Linked DNA regions of Homo sapiens: region 1 is linked to region 2. The links are chromatin contacts, found by Hi-C in ENCODE. All regions are on one chromosome and are shown on one strand. The core of a region is the stretch at or near the end of the contact, and the rest is flanking DNA. Distances in the headings are between cores, read along the strand shown. Region 1 has its middle 20 kb from the start of RNF150. Region 2 overlaps INPP4B (inositol polyphosphate-4-phosphatase type II B).

The links. A loop is a pair of places that touch in the nucleus more often than their neighbours do. Pooled maps may share reads with other maps.
Region 1: a loop to region 2 is called in a map of PC-3, with 7 times the contacts of the local background. The contact joins two enhancer-like sites. A Hi-C loop is called at or near these places in 3 of 168 maps with a recorded cell type or tissue (IMR-90, PC-3 and endothelial cell of umbilical vein), 4 of 37 single-sample maps with no recorded cell type and 6 of 50 pooled maps.

The regions. Positions count from the first base shown.
Region 1 is chr4:141,150,411-141,156,459 of GRCh38, forward strand. It overlaps a transcript of RNF150 not described here. Among named protein-coding and RNA genes, the nearest start is that of RNF150, 20 kb to the left of the region's middle. Within about 2 kb of position 3,987, at least 2 of the 41 ENCODE cell types and tissues checked have a DNase peak (open chromatin) inside an H3K27ac peak, as active enhancers do.
Region 2 is chr4:142,348,443-142,354,158 of GRCh38, forward strand. All of the region lies in intron 7 of INPP4B (inositol polyphosphate-4-phosphatase type II B), which reads right to left. Among named protein-coding and RNA genes, the nearest start is that of INPP4B, 500 kb to the right of the region's middle. Within about 2 kb of position 2,609, at least 4 of the 41 ENCODE cell types and tissues checked have a DNase peak (open chromatin) inside an H3K27ac peak, as active enhancers do.

The DNA of each region.
Region 1 (6,049 bases), core at 2,737-5,236, 1.2 Mb before region 2:
CCCACGGGTGTGAGCCATCACCCTGTGGCACCTGGCTTATTGTAATAGCTTCCTACTTGGTCCTTTAGTCTACCCTGGCCTCCCTTACACAGCTGCCAAGCAATCATGATAAAACACAAGTCTTGTGGAGTCACTTCTTTCCTCAATTTTCCGGTAGCATTCCATCTCTCTTAGAGTAAAAGCCAGAGATTTTAGATTGGCCTATATGGCCCCTGATGAATGGAAAAGAGACACTGTCCCTCTAATATGCCTTACTTCCTTTTCTACTCTTTTTCCCCCAACTGATCTCCATTTAACATAGTATATTGTTTACTTTTCATGTTCTCTCTACCTCCTACTAGAATGTAAATCTTAAGAGGGCAGGAATTTTCATCCACATTCTTTATTTCTGCAACTCCAGCTCCTGGATTAGTTCCTAGAATATAGTACACATTCAATGAACAATTCTGAAATGAATGGATGAATCTGGTATATTAAAATAATTTTTTGTATCATTTGATTGGCAAATAAGTTTTCTTTTCTTCTTTGTTTTTTTGGGTCAGGATCTTGCTTTGTCACCCAGGGAGGCTGGAGTGTCATGGCACAATCATAGCTCACTGCAGCCTCAGACTCCCAGGCTCAAGTGATTTAGCGCTTCTCCTGCCTCATCTTCTCAAGCAGCTGGGACTAGAGGCGTACATTACCATACCTGGCTAAGTTTTTAATATTTTTTTGTAGAGGATGGGGTCTCATTTTGTTGCCCATGCTGGTCTAGAACTCCTGGCCTCAAGCAATCCTCTAGCCTCAGCCTCCCAAAGTGCTGGGATTACAGGCATGAGCCAACATGCCCAGCCAAGTTTTGTTTTTTATAGTTGTATAAGAGTTGTTAGAATAAACCTAGTTTATGGTTAAATATATTTAATAGTATTATGAAAGTAATTTACCCTGTAATCCCAGGGACTCAAGAGGTCAGGAGTTTGAGACCAGCCTGGGCAATGTAGTGAAACCCCATCTCTACAGACACACACACACACACACACACACACACACACACACACACACACACACACACAGACACACACACAAATTTAAGTCAATACTGAGAACTGTAGGAATGTTTTTCTTTAAAATGGTTATATACAATTATTACACTTTATTTGAAATATACTATTTTGGCTAGGTTTATAGTAATCTAAAAGGATCAGAAAAATCGAAGAACATTAGAATTAGGAGAAAATGTAAATATTATCTAATTTAACATTTTACCTTAGAATAGAACAATTCCTAGAATTATGGGAGATTTTTAAAAAAATATTATTTTGTGGCTTCTTGTTTGGCAGGGTTTTTGAATTCTATAAGCAAGGAAGTGTTCCTAATCTTTGTAACATTTAAATTTACAAATAATTTGAAATTCCCTGAAGAAAGCAAATGTGTTCCCATGATAAAATAAAATTATTCACAGAAAATTTCTTTAGTAAACCAGCTTCAAATTTCATTAAGATGGAAAAGCTGTTCTAATTGATTTACCAGATAGCTATGGTTGGAAAATATTTAATTTTTGGAAAAATTCATGATGTAGGTCTGCCATGTGTTCTTTTACAAAACTTTCATTGACAGCCAAAAAAAAAAATGTGGAGTTCAGTAACAGCGATAAAATTGTCATTTGATCAATTTTAACAATGGCTTTTATGTAATCTGTTAATCCCTCTCAAGCAATCTGGGAAATTGTGCTGTGAATCATTAGAAATATATGAACGATTGAGCTGTGAAATTTTATTACAGAATTATATTATGCCACAAGGATTCATCAACGGGTGAGATATTGCCACAAAGCAATTCACTTAAAAATTCAGCCATGTTGCTTTTGTCCCTGAAGGGTGGATTGAACACCCACACTGGAATTTTGTCCAGTCACATAAAAAGAAAATGTAAGCATTCCTTTTCAAAATTACTAACTTTTGAGATGAATTGAGCAAAATAACTAGTGTTAGGAGGGAATATTCCATCCTTTTGATAAAACGAATATGAACTATCTGAATATTATTTTGACCTATGACATGACTTTGTTACTTTAATGTAACACATTGCAAAACATAAAGTGCCATCCATGTATTTATTTTATTATTTTATTATTTATTTGCATGAAAAAAGGTAAAATTTATTCACAGAAAGCATTCTGTCAATTGTAGTGGATAATGACTCTCACTATGAATTACGTAATGAGATCTTCTCAACCCTTATATTTACTTTATCACCATTATAAGGGCTCACTCCTAATTTTATCCTGCCCCAGAAGATGTTTGGGGTGTACTAACCACTTCTGGGGGATAAAAGCTGGGGTGTGCAATCTATTTTTTTGTTAGATAAACTTCACTTTACACACATATGTAACATCATATAATGGGAAGAATACTAAATTAGCCTTTGAAAGCAATTATAGGCAGTGTTTTTATAAATTTTACTTTAATTTCTGGGATACATGTGCAGAATATGCAGGTTTTTTACATATGTAAATGTGTGTCATGGTGGTTTGCTGCACCTATCAACCCATTACCTAGGTATTAAGCCCCACATGCATTAGCTATTTGTCCTGATGCTGGCAGTGTTTTTGAGTTACCAGAAGGGTATTCCCAGGAATCATTCGCAACATCTTAATTATGCACTTTGCTTGCAATACACATAATTTTTTTCTTCTCCTGTCTCAGACTGAGAAAAATTTTTAATTCTTTCAAGTGCTGGGAGTATATTGTCATTAAAGATGTCAGAGCACTTTCTAGAGAAGTTGTTGGGGAGGGAGGGTTAATACAGTGTTGTGGACTGAGTTGTGTTCCCCAAAAATTCATTTATTGATTCGTTTATTGAAGTCCTAACTCCCAGTACCACAGATGGTGACTGTGTTTGGAGAAAGGGTTTTTAAAGAGGTAATGAAGTTAAAATGAGGTCATTAAGGTGGGTCTTAATCCAGTTTCGCTGATGTCCCTAAAGAAAGAGTAAGTCTGGACACAGATGGGTAAGAGGAAGACCATGTCAAGACACAGGGAAAGATGGCCATCTACAAGCCAAGGGGAGGGGCCTCAGAAGAAACCAACCCTGCTGACACCTTGATCTTGAACTTCAAGCTCTTAGAATTGTGAGAAAATAAATTTCTGTTGTCTAAAGACACCCAGTCTGTGGTAATTTGTTATGGCAGCCCTGTGTACTAACCCACACAGTAAAGAAATAATGGTAAAACATCTTCAGATGAGCATTCACCTATCCAAAGAGAAAGAGGATAGTGAGTGGGTAGATGATATAGTAGGTTTCAAATGGTCCAGAAGGATATAAAGTTTCCATTACATATTTTTCTATTTGTTTCCCAACTAGATTGTGGGACCACAGAGAGTAGAAATGATGTCTAACCTGTCTTTGAAACTTTTTCTCATAGGTGTTCATGTATGCCTACAGGATTGATCCATAGTGAATAGAGGAGGTATGCAGCAGTGAGCATACACCACAGTGTAATGTATGGCTAAGAGAGCAGGCTCTCGAGTTAGTTTGCTGAGATTGAATCCCAGATATGCCACTTATTAGTTGTCTGCTTTGGGACAAATTTCTCCATCTCTCTGTGCCTCAGTTTTTTCATGTGTAAAACAGATAATCATTATACTTATCTCATCAGTTTGCTGTGAGTACTAAATGAGTCCATATATGTATAAGCACTTAGAATAGTTCCAGGTACATAAATGGCACTCAGTAAGACTTTGCTATTAGACACATCATTTTAAGACTGCCCACAGAGTAAACAACAGGAGGAGCTCTGCTGTAATAGTTGACATAAAGCAGAAAGACTCTGTGTCCAGTTGATAGTACTATCAGTTCCTTGGCCAATTTCCAACTTACGTTCTTCCCACGTAAGTAGCCAGATCCTCCCCACTCTGGTGAAAGGAATTGGCTCTTATAAAACTAATGAGGAACATCACAGGCCTGCATAATGAAAGAGGTCATTCTGTCCTTCCTTAGCGTGCCTGTGTGGCACAATGCTATTAAGTTAGAGGGGCTGTTAGGCAAGCACTTCTCACAATTTGTTGGGTAATGACTCTATTTGGATCAGTGGGCTAAATGCTGGGGGGCTGGGGAAGAGTTGAGAAGAGTCAGAGAACACACACACTCGAGAACAAGTGGAGGCCAATTTCTCTGCCTTGGCTGAACACCTTGCAATTCTGGTGTGTTTCTAGAGAGATAGAATATGCCCCTGTGCAACACATCTGAAAACTTAAGCAGCTATACTTAAAATGCAGACCACATATTTGAGTGCAAAAAGAACATAAATTAACAGCTGAATTTAACTTAAAGAAATCGTATCATGAGAAGGTAAGCTCTCAGGAAGGTTTGAAGGATGAAAGAACACAAATTGGTAGAGATGAGGAAAAGAGAGAAACCATTATTCAACAACAACCTATGTTTCAGATGCAGTGTCTCATTTAGTTTTATCAGTAACCCTAAAGATGGGTAGAGGTAATTACCTTCATGCCTGACTCATAATGATAGGAGACAGGCATTTTAGAAATATGCCTATTCACTAAAATAAATGCTTGGTGATGTCATCCTTCGTCAGAGTCAGATATTTTACCATTAGCTCCTTCTTCATAAACAATCCTCTTTTGTCCGTCAACTTAAAATTGTGAGATCTATACATTTGGAGAGGAGAGCTTTATGTTTTATTTTATTTTATTTTGAGACAGAGTCATGCCCTGTCACCCAGACTGGAGTGCAGTGGCGCGATCTTGGCTCACTGCAACCTCTGCCTTCTGGGTTCAAACAATTCTCCTGCCTCAGCCTCCTGAGTAACTGGAACTACAGGCATGCACCACCACACCCGGCTGATTTTTTTTTTTTTTTTTTGTATTTTTAGTAGAGGCAGGTTTCACTATGTTGGCCAGGCTGGCCTTGAACTCCTGACCTCAGATGATCCACCCGCCTCGGCCTCCCAAAATGCTGGGATTACAGGCGTGAGCCACTACGACCGGCCGAGAGCTTTATTCCTTAAAAAGAGTTGCAGCCTGCAAGCCGGCCATCCTACAGGCCGAGAAGCATAGATTCTGGCAGAAACTGAAAGTGGGCACTTTGAAGGAGGAAGGGTGAGACAGGAATTTATGCTGAATGGGTTGGATAAGTATACATATTAAACAGGGTATAGCAGGACTAGGAATAATCACAAAATTGGGTATGCAAGTATGAGTAGTAAGCAAACATGAATGTTATATACATCCCATTTTCACTTTGGGGTGGAGACAACATTTAAATGCATCAAAATTTGGCTGTATATGTCAAAAGGTGAAATGGAGGACACAAAGACATGCAGTGCCCAGTCCTGTAAACAGCCAGAACGAGTCCATGGTGCGTGGTCTCTCACCAGCCAGGAATGCTGGTCAATTGTTGTGCCGAAACCACAAAAACGAAGGGGAGTCTGGTTGCAGTATCAGGCAGTTGTTTGAAATCAGTAGCAGAGCAAGTCTTTCAAAAGGACAGGTTTCTGTTTAACTCTTAGGAAAGAAAAGTCTGGTGGTTAGTGAGGGAGGAGGAAAAAGTAGGTGAGCCTGACCTTCCATCCCATCATGGCTGGAAGGAGGAGGAAAAAGGAGGCAACATGGACCTTCCATCCCATCATGGCTGGAAGGAGGAGGAAAAAGGAGGCAACATGGACCTTCCATCCCATCATGGCTGGAAGGAGGAGGAAAAAGGAGGCAACATGGACCTTCCATCCCATCATGGCTGGAAACCCTGTTTCTAAGCTTTCTCTGAGGTCCCCTTGGCCAAGAGAGTGTCCATTTAGTCAGTTGGGGAGCTGAACATTTTATTTTTATTTCTCATGTCTAAATTCTATTGTTGCATGCATATGAAGATTATAGTATATTTATTTATTTATTTCTGAGACAGGGTCTTACTCTGTCATCCAGGTTGAAGTGCAGTGGTGCAATCATAGCTCACTGCAGCCTTGATCTCCTGTGCTCAAGCCATCCTCCTGCCTCATCCTCCTGAGTAGGAGGGACTACAGGCATGTGCCACAACACCTGACTGATTTTTTGACATT
Region 2 (5,716 bases), core at 1,359-3,858:
TTAATTACTGAGTTCCAGCACCAGCTTCTCCCTCCTGCCCCTCCAATTCTCCCCAGATATAGATGGTGAAGAGACACTAAAAATCATCAGTATGTGGGAGGCCCCTTCTCTAACCTCTTTTCTTCATCCACACAATTGACAAGTGCAAATCCAGCCTATAAGGAAATAAAAGAACTTCTTTCTCAATAAGAGCTTGGTGACACATTAATCTAAAGCAACATTGCTCCAAGGCTGCAAACTAGAACAGGCTCAACTCAGAGCAATGATTGTCTAAAATGTCCCTAGTGAACAATTTGAAGGAAGAGTCCTTCCCTCTATAGCCACAGAAGGTTATCAGAGCAAAACCTTATCTGTCATAAGACTCCCCAGATATCAAGTTCAGTGAGTGCCTAATCCCAGGAGCTGTTCTGCTGGAGGGAAAAGTGATTTCAGGCACTTCGCAGCCAGCTCAGTGCAGGGGGCTGGAGGATGATGTTATGGGAAGCTGGTATTTACAGCTCAGCCTTGCCAGCACCAATGAGGAAGAGTGTTGGAGCAGATGTTAGTTTTCCAGTATTTTTACACTCCTTTGGAAAGAGAGATTTCTTATTTCTCTTCCAAATTTCTATCACATTTGCCTGTTTATTAGATACTGCTACATAGTCTGTTTAGTAGCCAAGATCATCATGGCAATGGTCATTTATTTACAATCTAAGCTAAAATAAATTAACTTGAGTCAATTATCAGCAATCTGTCTTAACTTAGATACTGTATAAACTTTAACACCACAGAAGATAGGTCATTGTCAGCATACTTCTTTTTATTTCCCCCCAGAGAATAAGGACAACTGATATACGAGAGATAAAAGAAATATTATGAATTACTTTCCAAATGAGTGGAAAGAAAGATAATGTAAAAGGGATGCTTCATTTTTGTCTGTATTGCATGTAGTACTCTCTCTTTGTAAGTTAGATGCTTAGGAAGAAAGATCTACTTTATTATAGTAGCTTAGCACTAAGTGGTCCTCTAAGAGAATCAAAGTCCAACCACTCTCTTAGCAAATAGTTTGAAACTGGAGAATGATTTAGATGTAAGTAGAATCTCATTGATCAGCTTTTCCATTTTCTTGCAAAGGTGAAGAATGTTTCAGTTTAATATAAAATACAGGCCTTTTTTGACATCAATAATTTATGAAAATAAAATATTTTATGAAGATTTCCTATATATCCACAAAATACTCTTCTCTTTGAAACAGAAATTTTGTGAAAAGGAAGAATGTTAATCACTATCTGAATGTAATATCAAGAGCTGTTCTCATAAAAGGCACATCTTTAGATTCTTTCCCTCCCCAAGAATCAAAGAATCACACATGAGCTTATTTGTCAGCTATAGTTTTTAAAATAGACAAAGCAAGAATTTTATGCTCAAGTAATTCCAGATCTTTCTGAAACCAATACTGTCAGATAAGTTGTAAAAAAAAAAAAATCCATCATTACTGCCACTATCAAACCACTGAATATCTGTTTATTCTCTTTAATGTATGACAGAGATAAAGAGTTTTCTAAAAAGGTACTCTATTGCCTTAAAAATAGTCTTGCTTTAGGACACAGACTATTATCACCACAATCAAAGCTACCTCTTCGGCGCTTAGAATGCAATAAGACATAAGAAAGAAAATTACCATGAGATATGAGGCTGAAGAACTTGAATTGTATGTTGCTTTCCACTATTAAGAACAGTCTGCACTATTAGCCTTTCTCTGAGTGTTCAGAGATGTAATTTGTAATGGTACTTCAAGAACATATTGTATGTCCTTGCTTTATTTGAGCAAAAAAATAGAAATCGAATCATTGTTGTACCATTTTCTCTTCAATAATTGCTGTCCATGTTGCAGTTGTCACTTCTATATGATAATTTAAAGATAAGTCAGAGTGTATAATGCATAATATTCAACCTCTCTCTTCTTGGTGATCATTCTTCCAATTATTTTCTTTGGTAAAACAAAAAACTAAGACCTACATCAGTTTTCCTTACACACCACCAATACTAATGTAATTCAAATTCTCACCACATTTCCCCTTCCCCTAGGTTTACCTCATTCTGCATTAATGTTCTAATCCTTACTTTACTATAGCAGAATAAGTATATTATTCATAAACCATTGAGCCTCAACCAAAAGGCCTCGTGTGGTGTAAATTTCAAGTACCCTGCTATTGGTAAGATATTTTACAACACAGAAGTCATTTAAGAATGTCTAAGCCACTGTTATTTTCCAAGATTTAAAAGAGCAAAAATGTTAATGAAAATAAAATTCTACCTTTACACTGCAAAATTATACTTTACTTTTGTCTACATTGGAAAGCATTTTACATAAAGCTGTGCAAGAAATTATCTCTCAGCTCCAAATCTATTTGTCCATTCTGTAAACTTCATTGTGATGCTATGGCTGAGACTCTCAAAACCATGTTTATCCTGACTCTGATGGCTCTATGTTAGGCTCTTCTAACAGGGAGCCCAGATGGAAACTGAAAAGCCTGGTGAAGAAAGAAGAAATATTGTTTTCCTATGGGCTAGCTGACTGCCTGCTATTCCTAACAGCATCACCCTAGCTGTTTTGTTTGCCCAAGGAGCAGCTGCTCCTTCCTGTAATAGCAGCTGAAACCAGTTTGCAATACTTCCAACATTTGCAGTACTATTGCATGGCTTTCAGAGATACTAGAGCTAGCCTGACCCATGTTCCCTCTGCAGAATGAATTTCAGGTCTATGGGTCTTGTCCAAGTTCACCATTAGTGGGATAAATTTCAGCTCTACTAGTCCTTTCCTCCAAGATCTAAGTTTTAATAACTCCAAAGTCTTCTCTCTATTCCCTACCTCTAGAGCTGGAAGCTGCATCCTACAGTTGCCACTTCTGTGATTATTTGTAGTTCTCTTTTACCCTTTCATTGATTTTATTAACAACAATCTTATATCTAGTTAACAGTTACTTACATTTAATATCTATGTTCAAATAACTGGCGTGGTTTCTGTTCCCTGATGGACCCTGATTGATTCAATCACCCTATAGGGGCTGTTAGAGAAAGCATTTTTGTCCCCATTTCAGAAAGGGTAACATTTTGTTAATCACTTGATAAGAGAAAAACCTGGGACTTGGACTCAGTTATCAAATCCATTTATAGCACCTTTTCCATAGAAACTACTTCCTTTTGGACACTGAATAAAATTCTTCTCCTAAATGCTCTACATATCCAGTCAAGAAACGTAGAAAATAAATAAGTTGGCCAAGATGAACATGGCTATTAAAGTCAGATCTTTTGTACAAAGCCCCAGCTTAATTTTCACATCAAGGCTCTTCAATTTCAATAATTTCTAATAGTATTAAGAGTTGGGGTTAAAATGTATTGTTATTCTTGTAGTATAATAAATGGTCATGATCTGTTAAATGTGAGCACATTGAAGAATGCCAAAACAATACTTGTGAGCTCATTATTTCCTATATAGTTTTAAAAGTGGAACTGAAAAAGCAAAAGCAAAATACTAAATGTAATATAGCTCTCTTTTACATTTGCTTGCTGCCAGATATTCTATAAATATAAAAACAGATCTCGGAAGCTGCTGTTTAGAATATAAGTAATGAATTTCCTGATGGGGTGTTCAGTAAAATTTTCCAGACATGAGCTTTCTTCCTCTGGTTGGCCAAATAGTGTGTTTTTCCCTCCTGTCTGCCCAGCGAATGTGTTTCTAAAGACCGCTTTGTGTTCCTGAAAATCACAGGAATTCCTGTATAGTACAACGAAGGCCCTGGCAGCAAAGCCTAATCAAGTTGAAGAAAGCACCACAAATACTTCCCAAATGGCTTTCTTCCACAATTGGCAGTATTAAGACAACAAAAGAAAGTGAAAACAAAGGCTACAAAAATAATACATCAACTTTCCTTCTTCTCTCCTCATTTGCTTCCAGGTCCTCAAGACTGAAACACACACACATAGATTAAAAGTACAATTATATCTGTAGTACCTATCATATTCTGTATGATGTGAAAATGATATTTGTAATTATAAATTAATATATATCATATATATATATTACTTTTCTACACCAAAAATATTCCCAACCCATATGTGTACATGTCTTACCAGGAGTTTAACAAATTCACTTGCTACTTTAATATAATAGGATCATACTTCAGCTCCCTTTTGGGGGTTTATGGCACACCACTAACAGAGAACAAAGTAAGAAATGAGAAAAACAGAAACCCTTCCACCTCTCTAATTACATTTTGTTAATTAAACACCTATGAAAGTGTAAACACTCATTCTTATAAACTGAATATTATCAGGATTTGCCTTGAGAAATTCATGGTAAATATTATAACAGCATCCGAATTGCCTGTACTTATTACTGAATACAGCCTGTTGTGTAGGAGGCAATATCCTATAAAAGTCACATGCTACGTTATCCATGGAAACTTTAGCTGATGACAAGTGGCCTATTCAGTTACAAATATAGTCACTTAGAAATATAGGGTGGTGTTTTTTCAGCTCACTACCCATATAACTAAACTCCTGTCACTTGACTTTAGAGATTATCTGTATTTTGGAACATAGAAGCCCAATGTGCTACCACCGAGGATAAAAGGTAAAAGGTAAAAAGCATTAAAAGGTAAAAAGCCACTAAATGCGTACTTTTTAAAAGTCCATTATAAAAAACGATGTCTTCAACCTTTTATTAATGAGGCGCAGCTGTGAATAGTCTACTTTCATCTTATTAAAACGTCTACAGGTAATGAATAGAGAGCGTGATAATATATTCCTCAGGAAAGTTTCAAGACTTTGAAAACAGAACCTTATATTGCAATGCTTTCTAAGTTGCAAGCATAAATATTAGCCTCTAGGGGGAGCGCTAGGCTCTTCCCCTTAGATTTTCTAAATGCTAAGTCAAGAAAAGAGGAAAAAATTCCATTCCCCTAAGAGAGAATGATCCAACTGGTCAGATTCCAGGACATTGATTGGACCATGTTTTGTGGGACTGAAGCTTTCAGAAGTTTTTAAAAGGTCAGCATAAGCAATAACTTCTCTTCTCAGACTCTCCATGCCTTCCATAGGTGGCAATCAGACTAAATCTCTGCCCTGGCAAACTACTTTTTCTTTCTCTCTCTGTATATATACGTGCATATACATATATACATACAGATGCATATACAACTGCATCTAGGATTATCTGATTGCTGCCTTTGCTTAGCCACTTATGTCCATGTCCTTGAAGATAAATATTGTACAAAGGAATATTTGGCTTTTTGGTGCACTGCCCATAATATCACAGCACCCAAGATCTTTCTCTAATTTCTAATAGCATTTGCAAATAGTATAGAGTTTGTTTATTTTAAAGTTGCACAGAATGCCATTACCTAGCTTAGTGACTTTGGGCAGATCACCCTGTTCTGTGAGTCCCACTCTCCTCACTAAATGGTTTCTAAAATGTTTTTGATTCCAAAATTCTATGAGTTTTTATCTTCAACAATTTTTTCCCAATGCTAAATGAAATTTTGTTCAATAACTCTTGGTGGTCTAAGTCATTTCCCCACTGTGTGATTTAATTGACATAATGCCGTTCAAGGTCACAGAGCAAAACCTAAAACATCTAGCAAGCACATAAAAATTCAAGTCAAATGCATACAACCAGTCAGCTGCAAAGATCTCAAATGCAATAGCCGAAACCACCTAAGCAGACAAATCTAAA